2 separate regions of the Homo sapiens genome follow, and region 1 is linked to region 2. A link is a loop called in an ENCODE intact Hi-C map of the cell type or tissue named here. Cell type or tissue: Caco-2. All regions are shown on one strand. Each heading gives the region's core, and the rest is flanking DNA. Links, peaks and the distances in the headings are about the cores only.

Region 1 (6,686 bases), core at 1,112-6,111, 89 kb after region 2:
ACAAACATAAAGTTTAAAAAACGTGAGTTCCACTCTTAAATGTAAGCTGTACATAATGACTTCCTTTCAAAGAGTAAAGTTTGAAGGGAGTGGTGGAGACCACCTTCACAGTGGAAAACCTGACAAACACTACCTCAGCCAGGTGATCAAAGATAAGATGAGGAATGATGAGTCATGTTGATAATATGTAACATTGATTTGATGTGATGTGATGTGTTAAAAATGGTGGCTCCACCATTGAGGTCTTCCGCCCCAAAACTCATAACCTCAGTCTAATCATGAGAAAAACATTAAGTCTCTCTGGTCAGACAATACCTGACCAGCAGTCCTTAACACTGTGAAAGTCATCAAAGACAAAGAAACTGTCGCAGACAAGAAGATCTTAAAAAGACATGACAACCAAATGTAATGTAGTATCCTGGATGGAACCTTGGAACAGAAAAAGGCCATTAGGTAAAAACTAAGGAAATCTGAGTAAAATATGGATGTTAGTTAACAGTAATGTATCATTATTGCTTTGCTCAGCATTACAAAGGTACTGTATTTATGTAAGATGCTAATAATGGGGGAAACTGGGTGTGAAATATAAGGAACTCTCTGCATTATCTTTACAAATTTTCTGTGAATCTTAAATTAGTCTAAAATTAAAAGGTTATTTTTAAAAACCTAATCTAACTTACTGCTTTGTTAAGAACTTAGAGCTTTTTTAAAAAACAGAGGAAATGTCTTTTTATAAAAATATGTACAATTTTATATTCAATAATCATGTTGTTTTTCTATTCAAGGACCATTTTCAAAAACTTTAGCCCAAACACCAGTTTACAGGGAAAAGTTAGAGATAACTAAAAACAGTTGCTTTAACAATTAACACTGAAAGCTGAAATACTTTATAACTGCATTGTTATTCCACAATACCTTGAACAAAATCTCAAACATTTTTGTAATTCAAAGGATCTTAGATTAGACTGTTTCTTTGTAAGAAAAACAAATCCTTAGATTTACTCATATATATAATGCGGATGTTTATGGACTACAATGAGAAATTAAACAAAAATGTTGGTTTTTACATTTTTTAAAAAATTTGTTTTTGCTCTGATAAACCCAAAACTGCATATGAAGCAATAGAATTAAACCTATAAATATTTTGGGGGAGTTTCCTTCAGCCATGTAGCTTAAATTAAATAACTATCAATATAAATAATTTTGATTTTTAGTTTTTATTTTTTGTACTCAGAACCCATTTAGATTTATAAAACAAAAAAAATAAAGAATGTGTGCTCATAAGTAGAAAAATTTGAAACTTGTTTAATCATCCTTGAGCTCAGTTATAGCAAGCAAATGGCCACATGCTGTTTTACTATATTTTCTTTGATAATAAAATGTGTGCCTGATGGATGATTTTAAGTAACTATCTGGTTGCTAGGTCATGTACTCATGGCTTTTACCTATTAATAAATAAATAAATGCATAAATAAATAAATAAATTGCAGAAATAAATGAAGTATTAGAGTAAGTCTTCACTTGATGTTGTTGATAGGTATTTGGAAACTGTGACTTTAAGCAAAATGATGTACAGCAGGTCCTTGAATAATGTCATTTTGTTCAATGTTTTGTTGTAACATTGTTGAGAAAAAAATAAAAATGGCTTGGTTATATGTTTTTTCGCTTAAAGTAGCAATTTCCAAGACCCTTTTGACAACATTGAGAACTTATTGTAAATCAAATCTAAGTAAGCCTTTGTGTACTAGAAATGTTCTAATTACTGTGACTACCTGTGTTTATCTTAAGAGTGAAGTTTTCTAAAGACAAGAACCATCTCATGCATGCAATAGATTCTCTGCTGTCAATGGAAAATAAAACTTAAGCGAAAGGACATTTATATTTAGTAATTCAATAATTGTTACAATGATCATAGTTATAACAATAGAAATAACATTTATTGAGTGCTTGGCATATGATTATAATTTGGTAAAACATCCATTATATTGTAGACTCCAAGAAGACAGAAATTTAACCTAAAACATTGGCTCATAATAGGTACTTAGTAAGCATTTGTCAAATAAATCAATGCCAGACCTTGATTACGGCAAATCCATGAGGCAGGAGTCGTATGCTGGGCATATTAGCAAAAGAGGCATGAGAGCTGTTAATAAACTTTTTCACAGTTAAGAAATGGCAAAGTAGATTTTCAAATCCAAGACTTGAGTCTGCGCCCTTACCACACTCCAGCATTGCCATGTCCCTTTCATGCCAGGAGATAGTAGGATATAATTAATGAAACAAAACCAGTAATTTTGACATTACCAGCTTTTTTTCTGTCGTAATAACCAACGGAAAATAACAAATACCCTTGCAGTAATGATTAACGATCAGTGAGAAGAACTAGACAAGGGCTTTTGCCGACATCTGCACCAATAGAGGACACCCTACACCTATGTGAACAGGTGAAATGGTAAGGGTAGAGGCGAGTCAAGGTTAATTCTTACACCAAGGCTGAGATGATGGAAATGAAATGAAAAAAGAAATTGTATTACTTGAAACTTTGCCATGTGCAAGAACCCTGGAGGTGATCGTGCTCTTTCATCCATAAACTTGATGTTTATTTAGCTGACAGCAAAGATAGCATAAATAATAGGTAAGTAGTGGACGAAATGTTCCCAACTGTTTTTTCTCCATCTTTTGTCATATTTCTAGATAATGCCTTCTACAGAACACTTAATGTTGAAACAGTGAACAAAAAGCAATTTTCCCACAACTGAGGCATCTCTGTTCTTGATCAGTAAATATCAAAATTAGTAGATGGCAGAATTGCATGGAGAGAACAGACTGTCTTGAAGAAATATGTAGAACAAATTATGCTAGTACTTGGAAATTTTGCAGCAGACTTGCAACACTGTATCATTGCTTGTTTTCTGGATCTATTTAGTAAAAAAAAAAAAATCAAGTGTTTCAAAGTAGGGTGCACAAAAAATTATGATGCTAAGTATCTTTCTGCTAGCACGATTACCTCCCTCCCTGACTTGATGCTCACTTCACTGATAGTTCAATTTTCATATGAATTTGTAAGTTGTGACTTTTCTATTAAGTGCAGAAATTGCCTTCTGGAAATCTCATGGTCTCAGTGATATTTTAACTAAAACCCCACTGAGTCATGAGCCTAAATTTTATTGTCAGTTGATATGTTTTGTGAATGATAAGATAGTACATATATTGCATATTGTGCGTAATATTTCTTGTACCTCCATTTATCTTGTACCTCTTGCCTTCTGTATTTGTTTTCTAGGGCTGTTGTAGCAAATTACCACAAACTGGGTAGCTAAAAGCAACAGAAATTTGTTTTTTCATAGTACTGCAGGCTAGAAGTCTGAAATCAAGGTGTGTCTGCAGAGTTTGTTCTTTCTGGAGACCCGAGGAAGAATCTATTCCTTGCCTCTCTCCTAGCTTCCGGTGGTTGCCAGTAATTCTTGACATTCCTTGAATTCCAGCTGCATTGCCTCGGTCTTCACAATATGTTTTCCCTGTGTGTATCTCTGTGTCCGTGTCTTCACAAGGCTCTCTTAAAAGGACATCAGTCAATGAACTCAGCACATTCTCATCTGGTATGACCTCATCTTCATTTGATTACATCTGCAAAGACTCTATCTTCAAATAAGGTTACATTCAGAGGTACCAGGAATTAGGACTCCAGCATACCTTTTAGGAAGAGACAGTTCAACTCACAACATGTTGGTCAGGAAACCTCACTTAGTAGAAATAATCAAGGTGATTTTTATATTCTGGAATAGTTAGTGTTCATTTGTGGAGTCCTGCTCTTCACATTTAGCAAGAAGATCAAATCTAAACGAAGCCAGGTAAACATTAGTAGGCCTAGAAAAGGTGGTAGTAAACCCCATGGTACCAGAACTCTCTTTTGTTAAGCAGTCAGCCAGTGAGGTGATTGGATTGATGAGGGAAGAGACATGACAAGCACTTGGAGGGCTGGCATGCTGACAAAAAAAATGTACCAAGATAATAGTAGGGAAAAATATATACCCAGGAGCTTATAGTCATGGAATTTTGTGGATTGTTCTAAGTTGATTGTTACCACAGTTTGCCAACATGCCATCATTTTTGTAAGTAGAATTTTTGAAAACCATGTGCAATTACTGAAACATAAGTATTTTATGTAATGCTACACACATTGAAATTACAAAGGGAAGAAAATTTGTGGTTCACCAAAAAGGAATCTTTTACTGCTAGATGAGACAGCAGTTTTGAGCACCTTAGGAACATTTTCCAAATTTTTGTTCGTTTTTCTCAGAGAGCAAGGTATGGCTTGTAGAGGCAAACATTAGAAATATAAAGGTCAGTGATAGGTAAGCATGAGTTAAATTAATTAATGAAAAGAAAAAAACCTTTCTTAATGAAAGATTATGTTCATGTGTTAGTTCTGTGGGCATAAGCTGTGCAGTCCTCATTTACAACTCATAAAAGCTACAGTGACAGGTGCTGTAGAAAGGGGATGATAGATTAGCTGTTGCTCATGCGAGCAATGAAGCAGCAAGAGAGAGCACATTAGACCAAGCGAGCAGCCAGAAACAGCAATAAAATCATTACTAAAAGAGATGATACGGTTAACATGGGAATATATATCTTTCTGGCACTGGCATTGTATTTACTGGTGTACTACACATTCAAATAGATTGTTCAAAAGATTCATTTCTGGATTGAGATAAGAAAAAAGAAATTTATCAGGTCTTAGACTAGATCTCTTTCTTGTCTCTCAGTGTTGCTGACATAACTTGATTTTCATTTCCTAGTGCAGTTTAGATGCCCTTCCTTCTATCTATAATACTGCCACATAGTTAGAGCCAGTGTCTTTTTTTTTCCTTTGATGCCATGAATTTTGCCACTTAAGTTGTTATTCCATCATATAAAACAAGACAAATGATGTCCTGTATATTATTCTACCATCAACCTCTTGAAAGATAATGCAGCATAGTTATGTAACAGGAATTTGATACTCGGTTTCTTGCTCAGGGGAAAATTGTCTCTTTAATGATTGTTTCCTTGGTTAAAATTATTGATATAAGATCATTGACATTTTTGAGTTGTAAAATTCTCCAAAAGTCCCATGTAAAAACCTATATTTAATGAAAAATAAGCTACAAATTTGTTTCATAGTAACTTAACTTTATGATTATGAGTCTGTGCTTACATCCAAGTTCCATCAATTAGCCATAAATGTTTCCTGAGGCACAGCACTGTTTTTTACTCTGTAAAACGAGCACAGTAGTGTAGTGCTTATTTATATCTTGTTGTGGAGGTTAAATGAAATAATTGGAAATAATTGATGTAGAACATACAGCACAATATTTGTATAGTGACTACTCAGTAACTTTCAACCCAAAAAGAAAAATAAAATATTTCCAAAATAAGTGTTTTCAGAATAACTCCTATAGATTTTTTTAGAAAATGCCACTACCCTTTTCATTAAACGTAAGATTATTTTAAAATAGAGTTTTCTATGTGATCTTTTGGAAATACAAAAAAAATATAATTTGGGACTCAAAACAAGGAAGACTGCTCCTTGACTATGTTTTTTGTCACTGGATTGTTTGAGCAAAGGCAGGCAGCCACCTGTTGGACTCCTGCATGGAAAAAAAGTGAACTAAGTGACCTCTACTTCCTCAAGGCTCTATCCTGTATTTCCATGGAAACCGGGCATATCATTTTGTTTCTTATCATGTCTTTGCCTTCAGAAAATTCCCACTATGCAGGCAATTGTAATACTACCCCATTTTGTGTTTTGTTTTTTATTCTTTTAAATTGTGGTTGCAAACTCAGAGCAGAGAGTTAAAATAAAAGATCCTCGCTCATCCAAAAGTCCTAGACATCATCTATTTCAGGCAGTTTAGGCAGTCCCCTTGGTAATACCCTAACCTCTAAAAGCACATCACACTGGTAACAGATCTAGAATGTAGCACTTGAGGATGATATCCAGACTTGGAGAAGCGGCAGGCTAACAATGAAGCTTAAACTCTCTGCTTATCTGGAGAGGAAACCAAGAACATTTCAGCACTCATCCCTTATCCTCAGTTCCCACCTTGCTCTGCCTTCCTGCCAATGTAGAACAAAGAGAATAAAAAAAATGCTCCCTTGAAATTTGTAATGAAACTGATTGATCATTTTGTTTGTTTGTTTTTTCTCCTCTTAGGCATAGAATTATATAGAAGGGAGAAAGCTCAGGGTCCTCATAGTACAGATAGAAAATTGACAATTTAAGGAATGCAAGTGAATTACTCAACATCAGATAATTTAAAAATAGGGTCCTTGCCAGAACCCAGTTTTCATATCTTGATCTTGCCCAGGCCTTGCTGCCGCTCAGTACAAAAAGATTATGCCCATCATCTCCTTCCTAAGTTCCTACGACCATTTTTATTTTCCTATGATAGTATAGCGAGTGAATCCATTCCCTTCTATCAGTTATAAGCTTAATTTCACCAGAACACATACTAATGAGAAGATACAGAATCTCCTTTAGTTAACGCAAGAAATGCCTTTGCTGATCTAACCTGTCTAAGCTATATCTCTGCATTTTACCTTTCTTTAGGTTAAGTAGTATGGCTACCTTGGTCTCAGCTGTTCATCCTTTCCCTCCTTCAGTCTCATAGCCACTCTTTCAGGATTCCATAGACTGGGAATAT
Region 2 (6,686 bases), core at 1,094-6,093:
AGTTATATAAAGGACTAAAAAAGGGATTTGGAAAAATGATTTGGTTAACAGCTGAATTATAGCCTTCTGCTGGTCTGCGAAATGATGCTTATACCCTGGTACAGAGAGCCATATTGAGGAAGACGCAAGAAGAAAAGGAAGAGGCTATATTCATACTGTTTCTTTAAGTTGCAAAATATGGCATTAGAGGGAAAAAAAGAGCGTACAATAAAAAGAAATTTGATACTATTTAAAATGTAGTGAGAATCACATTTATGTATTTTATTTCTGGATACAGTTGAAAATACAAACACCATAGAAGACTTATTCAATAATAGTGTATTACCTTAATTATAAAGAAATGTAATGGGTTCTTTGGTTAATGTAAACTTTTCCAAATGCTTAAATGGGTTACATTTTCATCTTACAGAATCCTGGTGAAATATTCATAATTTTGAGAGATGAAGTAATTGGTGATACTGTAGAGGTTGAATTTACATCAAGTAATAAGCGCATTAGAACACGGCCAGCCCTTTGGAATAAGAAAGTCTGGTGCATGAAAGCTTTAGGTAAGAATGTTTATGATTTAATAAGCATAAAACATTATCCTGAGTTCCTTCCAATAAATTTATAATAAATGGTTTCACTTCCTTACAAAAACTAATATTGTTCTGCAGGTGTTTCCTGTGTTTAGTTTTCACATACCCAAGGTTGTTATTATTAATCTGGATTTGCAAAAGTAAGAACATGTAAATTATGAGAAATTAGTTTGTATACTGTGTAATGAAATGACATCCAGTAACATCATACATTTTTAAATATGTCAGCAGAGAGCATTTTAATTTATGGCAACCACTAAACATATGACTAAAATTGTTTGCTTTTTTGTGACATTTGGATTAGCAATTTATTTTGAGTTTTATTAATAAACTCTATTTTTTTCCCTTTCTTTCTTTTTTCCCCCAAGTCTCTGGTATATTTTTGTTACTCTGAAAAGCATTTTTTCCCATTATTTTATCAGTATGGTGCAATTTGTACATATAATCTTCTCATCTTTTCCTCATCTCACTTACAAAGCTAATCATTTGATTATCCAGCTTTGCTTATAGCATGATAAATTGTATCAGATTTAAAATTCCAGATGGAATAACCATAATTGCAACAATAATTGTATTAAAATCAAAATCTAATATTAATCTAATACTAATTTCTGGATATTTTAATATAAATGTAAAACTGCTTGGTTTTTACATTTATGATGTCTTTTCCTGATCAGAGAATAAAATCATCTTATTAAACCTCATAAATGTGAACTTTATAAAATATTTTGAAATAAAAAGATGCTCAATCTTGTTATGAATTTGGAAATGTGGCAAAAATATTTTAAATTAAAGATCATGTCAAACACATTTTGAACATTTTTTCCTTTTAAAATATAGTGATTATGCAGTCTATTTACAAAGCATTTACAGACTTCTGTTTGTGTGGAAGGCATGTGTATGGATTTCCTTGCACAGCTTAGACTGAAGTTGGATTATAAGAAGGAAAAACTCCATACTAAACATTTATAAACATTTCAGACACTGCTTTCTGTCATGGATAAGCATGTGTAGAAGTGAAATGAGAAAAACTCTGTCTCTTTCCTTTTCTTTCTTTCTTGTCTCAATGCCCCCTACTTCATTATGTCACATTCTTAAGTGGTTTAATGAATAAAATTTTCTAACTAATTAGTTTCAGAATTTAAATTTAGTTAGACTAAAGACACTATAGAAATATCAATATTGCAAATTAAGAAGCACTTAAATAATATTTCCCAAATAGCAGATCAAGATGTCAAATATAATTATTCACATTACTTAAGAATTTTTGCTCAGTATACCTACTGGGTGAGAGCAGTATAAAGAATAAAACATGTCAAAGTTCAAATTAATTATAAGAAAAGCAGAAAATGAATATGCCATGCTTCCAAGATATACCAAGACATACTATTGTCTTCATGATTAAACAACAAATCTGTAATAAATAAATAAACCACTGTTTACCAACTATCATAATTAAACTTATTTAAGTATTCGTTTCAACTGTTGTATTCTTTAAATTGATGAGAAATTTTCTCCCAAAATGTTGGCTGCTTTGTAGCAATATTCAAGATGGTTACCTGAACCTGTTTGGTTGGATGGAAACTGCCTTGGCAGAAATGGGCCCAGAGCCTTATTTTCTCTGCTTCATGTCACTGTATTTTGAAATGTTTTGAACCCTACTAAGAACAACTAGTAAGAACTACATTTTACATCATGACCCAGTACATATGCACAGATATATAAGGAAAACAAAGGTTTTACAAGTAATATTTAGATGAATGGTTTTAGCTCGAACAGTAAAGAGCCCATTTTTACAAGAAAAAGCTGAACCACTACAAAATCGACCACGTTTCTTGAACCCATTAGAGAACTAAAGTTGCAAGGTGTTAGATGCAGGTGTGATACCTTTCCTCACCATCATAAGGGTCACAGTTGTCACTCCTGTAATAAAAGAGAGATTAACAAGAGAAAAGCCTAACAAATTTATTTAATCAAAGATTTATGGGAGCCTTCAGAAATGAAGACCCAAGGACCAATGGGAAACTGTCCATTTTTATGCTTAGGTTCAACGAAGAATAAACAGCCGTGTAGGACAGTGATTGAACAAAAGAATATGAACTAGTGGTAACAGGCTTGAGGGGAGGAGGACCCAGTAAGTCCTGTCTGTCCAGATTTTTGCTGGCTTCTCTATGTCACATTCTTTCCTCCCAGGTATGGAGCAGGCTTTCTCTGAAATGAGGATCTTTAAGGCAGAAGAGAGAAGGGAGACCTTTTTTGGTTTTGTGGTTTTCTTTGGGAAAGAGGAGCTCTAGTTTCTATGACCTGCCTTGGGGAAGAGGAATTCTGGCTTCTATGACTTGATCAGGGGCAGGAAGAAGGGTTGGAGACAGGAGGATGGAAGGTCAGAAAGACCTTGCTTCTGAGGCCCTTTAGTCTTCATTAGTTCAAAGTATGCAGCACACCAACACGTCATACTTTGGGGTATTGTCTTCTGAACTCTGACAAGGACAATCCACTATTCCAAAAGCTGGAGAAAACGATGAACTAAGAGAGTGTCATTTGAAATCTGCTTACCTAGAGCAGAAGCCACTGGAGCCACAAACTAGTAGGAGCACTTAAGTGTTAATTTTGATGAATGTCTGAAAGCTGAATATGGATTAGTTTGAGAGTGAGAAACTCCTGGGGGTAGTAGTTTTAGGATGTCCCCACACTTTTGTAGGATTTACCTCCATGAATCCCACCAGGTTTTTACAATGAAGATCTGAGAAAGAGCCCATGGAACCTCTGGTGGGGTCAGAGGAAGGATAATCGTGGTGAAATACTCCCAGCATGTTCTCCATAGCACAGGCCTACTCTCCAGAAGAAAACACCTCACCAGAGCCTCATTCCAGCTGGGAAAGGACATCATCTCACTGTGGCTCCCTCTGGCCTTCCTGTCTCACTTAAAGGGGATTAGGGGAAGGTATGCCACAGCAAAAACCCTTGTAAAGTCACAACGAAGAGTCACTGAAAGACTAAGACTTAATCATAAGAATGTAGAATGCTTTCCTTCCCTACCACCTTATGGTTACCACAACAGGATTCCAGCATAATGACAGTGGATTACTGTTTAAAAAAGCAAACAACCAACCAAAAAAACCCAGCAAGATTCAGACTCTGTCTCGGTAAAGTACTTAGAAAAGTACATAATCAAAAAGAGAGACAGAAACAAGAATGCTAGAGGAATTTAAAGCTGCTAGCACTGATAGCTACAACAAACATTAAATACAGTCCAACTCCTAAACGGATTCCTATAAATTCTTTCACTACAGGAGTATTTACCTTACATCTAGTCATAAACCAAACATTGCAAGGCATTCCTAAAGACAAGATAAAACACAATTTAAAGAGACAAAGCATGCATCAGACTAGAATTAGATATGACATACATGGAAAATGTATGAAAGAACATATTGATTATATAAAAAGAGATAAACTTTGAGAAAGAATCAACAGGAAATTCTAGAAATCAAAACCACCGTATCAAAAATTAAAAAATAACTTTAATAGGTTTACTAGTAGAGTTGACAAAGGTCAGAAAAGAATCATTGAATTTGAAGACAGGTCAATGAAAACTTCCCAAACTTAAATGGTAAAGAGAAAAAAGTTTTTTTGTCTGTTTGTTTTTTAAAGAAAGGACAAAACATCTAAGAAATGTGGGATGATTTCAGAAGGTCTAACATACATGTAATTGGAATACAAGAAGAATGACAAAATGAAGCACAATAAATATTCGCATATTAATGACAGATCAAAATACAGATATAGGAAGCTCAAGTAACATGAAGAAAGATAAATATAAAATATTGACACCTATTCATATTACATTCGAACTGTAGAAAACTGAAAACAAAAGAGAAAATCTTGTCAGAAGCCAGAGAAAACGAATACCTTACCTGTAGAGAAATGAGTATAGGAATACCATTTGACCCAGCCATCCCATTACTGGGTATATACCCAAAGGACTATAAATCATGCTGCTATAAAGACACATGCACACGTATGTTTATTGCAGCACTATTCACAATAGCAAAGACTTGGAACCAACCCAAATGTCCAACAATGATAGACTGGATTAAGAAAATGTGGCACATATACACCATGGAATACTATGCAGCCATAAAAAATGATGAGTTCATATCCTTTGTAGGGACATGGATGAAATTGGAAACCATCATTCTCAGTAAACTATCGCAAGAACAAAAAACCAAACGCCGCATATTCTCACTCATAGGTGGGAATTGAACAATGAGATCACATGGACACAGGAAGGGGAATATCACACTCTGGGGACTGTGGTGGGGTCGGGGGAGGGGGGAGGGATAGCATTGGGAGATATACCTAATGCTAGATGACACATTAGTGGGTGCAGTGCACCAGCATGGCACATGTATACATATGTAACTAACCTGCACAATGTGCACATGTACCCTAAAACTTAGAGTATAATAAAAAAAATTTAAAAAAAAAAAAAAAAAAAAGAATTACGTTGAATTTCTCTTCAGAAACCACACAAGCAAGAAAATAGTGGAGTAAAATATTTTAAGTATTGTGAAAAAAAGGAACCCACCAATCTAAAATTCTATATTCAGTGAAATTATCCTTAATATAGAATGAAGTAGAAATAAGGATTTTTTCAAACAGAAAAATGAAGGAGTTCATTACCAGCAGACCTGCCCTGCAAGAAATTTTAAAAGAAGTTCTTTGGGAAAGAAGGGAAATAATGTAGGTCAGAAACTTAGATCTACGTAAAGAAAGAGCATAGAGAATAAATGAATGAAGGTAAAAACACAATATTTCATTTTCCTTATTTTTAATTGATCTAAAAGATAAATGTGTGTCTGAAGTAAACACTGTCAATGTGTTGGGTGATTACAGCATATGGATAAGTGAAAGTAATGACAGCAATATCATAAGGGACAGGAGGGACTTAGGTTTGTTAAAAATGTATATTTCAAACTCTAGGACAATTACTAAAAATTTTTTAAAAGCTATAAATGTGCCATGCACATGTACCCTAAAACTTAAAGTATAATTAAAAAAAATAAATATAAATAAATAAATAAATAAATAAAAGCTATAAATGGTAGGCTAAGAAGAGAGAAAATAGAATCCTATAAAATTCTCAAGTAATTTTGACAGAGAGCAGAAAAGGTTGGGGTAGAGAGCGGGAACAAAGAAAAATGTAGGGAATAATAAAAATTACAAGTATGAGAGATATAACCCAACCACGTTAGTGAAGCCAAGTAAGAACTACTTAAGTTTAGTGAATAGTCTAAGAACGCCAATTAAAAGACAGAGATTGCCAGAATGGATAACAAGCAAGACCCAATAATATGTTGTCTATAAAAAACTCAATTTAAATATTAAGACACGGGTAAATCAAAAGTGAAAAGTGAAAGGGTTGGAGCAAGGTAGGTTGGAGGTTGGTGCAAAAGTAATTGCGGTTTTGCAAATGGCATTGAAAGTAATGTAATGAAATTGAAATACAAGAAGAATGAGAAAATGAAGCACAAGAAATATTCAAATATTAATGACAGAGATCAAAACACAGATACACCAACCTAATACCATGCTAACACTAATCAAAGTAGAGCTGGAAAGTTGTACTAATTTCAGAGAAAGAAGATTTTAGAAAAAGAAAAATTATCATGAATGAACAGAAGCATTATATAATGATAAAGATATATTCTCCAAGAAAACAGAAAACTCTTAAACAGGTATGCACTTAACAACAGAGTGTCACAATATGTAAAGCAAAAGCTGCTGGAATTGAAAAGAGCAATAGACAAGTCCACTATTGTATAAGATTTGTGATATACTTGCTTGGTTTGGAGATCTTGACCTGTATTTGTGTGTACTTACAGGGTTAGGTGTTGCCTGACTACTTTCATCTAGATGGTAAACAGCAACATTTAATTTTACTCTCTTCTATTTGAGTCCTTACATTAATTGGATTTTATTTTTACTGAGAGGCTGTAAAATACAGTCATCATAGTGAACCAAAATTAAAGTTAAATAATGTGGAAGCAGAACAGAGTACTGCTCATGTGAAGGTCAGTTCAATAATATATTACTGAGGGGGCC

Evidence for each region. Hi-C counts contacts between places; a loop is a spot of excess contacts. Peaks named below come from ENCODE experiments on the same cell type or tissue, not always from the same donor. Only the 100,000 strongest peaks of a DNase experiment are listed, where the experiment ranks them.
Region 1: it touches region 2 in a loop (11-fold over the local background); 1 of 110 quality-filtered maps calls a loop at or near these places.

The regions. Positions count from the first base shown.
Region 1 is chr4:101,950,615-101,957,300 of GRCh38, forward strand. The region is part of intron 7 of BANK1 (B cell scaffold protein with ankyrin repeats 1); the gene reads left to right. Among named protein-coding and RNA genes, the nearest start is that of BANK1, 160 kb to the left of the region's middle. RefSeq lists enhancers at 3,190-3,740, 3,318-3,612. In Caco-2, for the core only: no CTCF peak of the experiment used is centred there; a DNase peak (open chromatin) is centred at 3,487.
Region 2 is chr4:101,862,117-101,868,802 of GRCh38, forward strand. BANK1 (B cell scaffold protein with ankyrin repeats 1) reads left to right here. Exons shown (of 17, transcript NM_017935.5): 4 at 410-548. Among named protein-coding and RNA genes, the nearest start is that of BANK1, 75 kb to the left of the region's middle. In Caco-2, for the core only: no CTCF peak of the experiment used is centred there; DNase peaks (open chromatin) are centred at 2,735 and 3,535.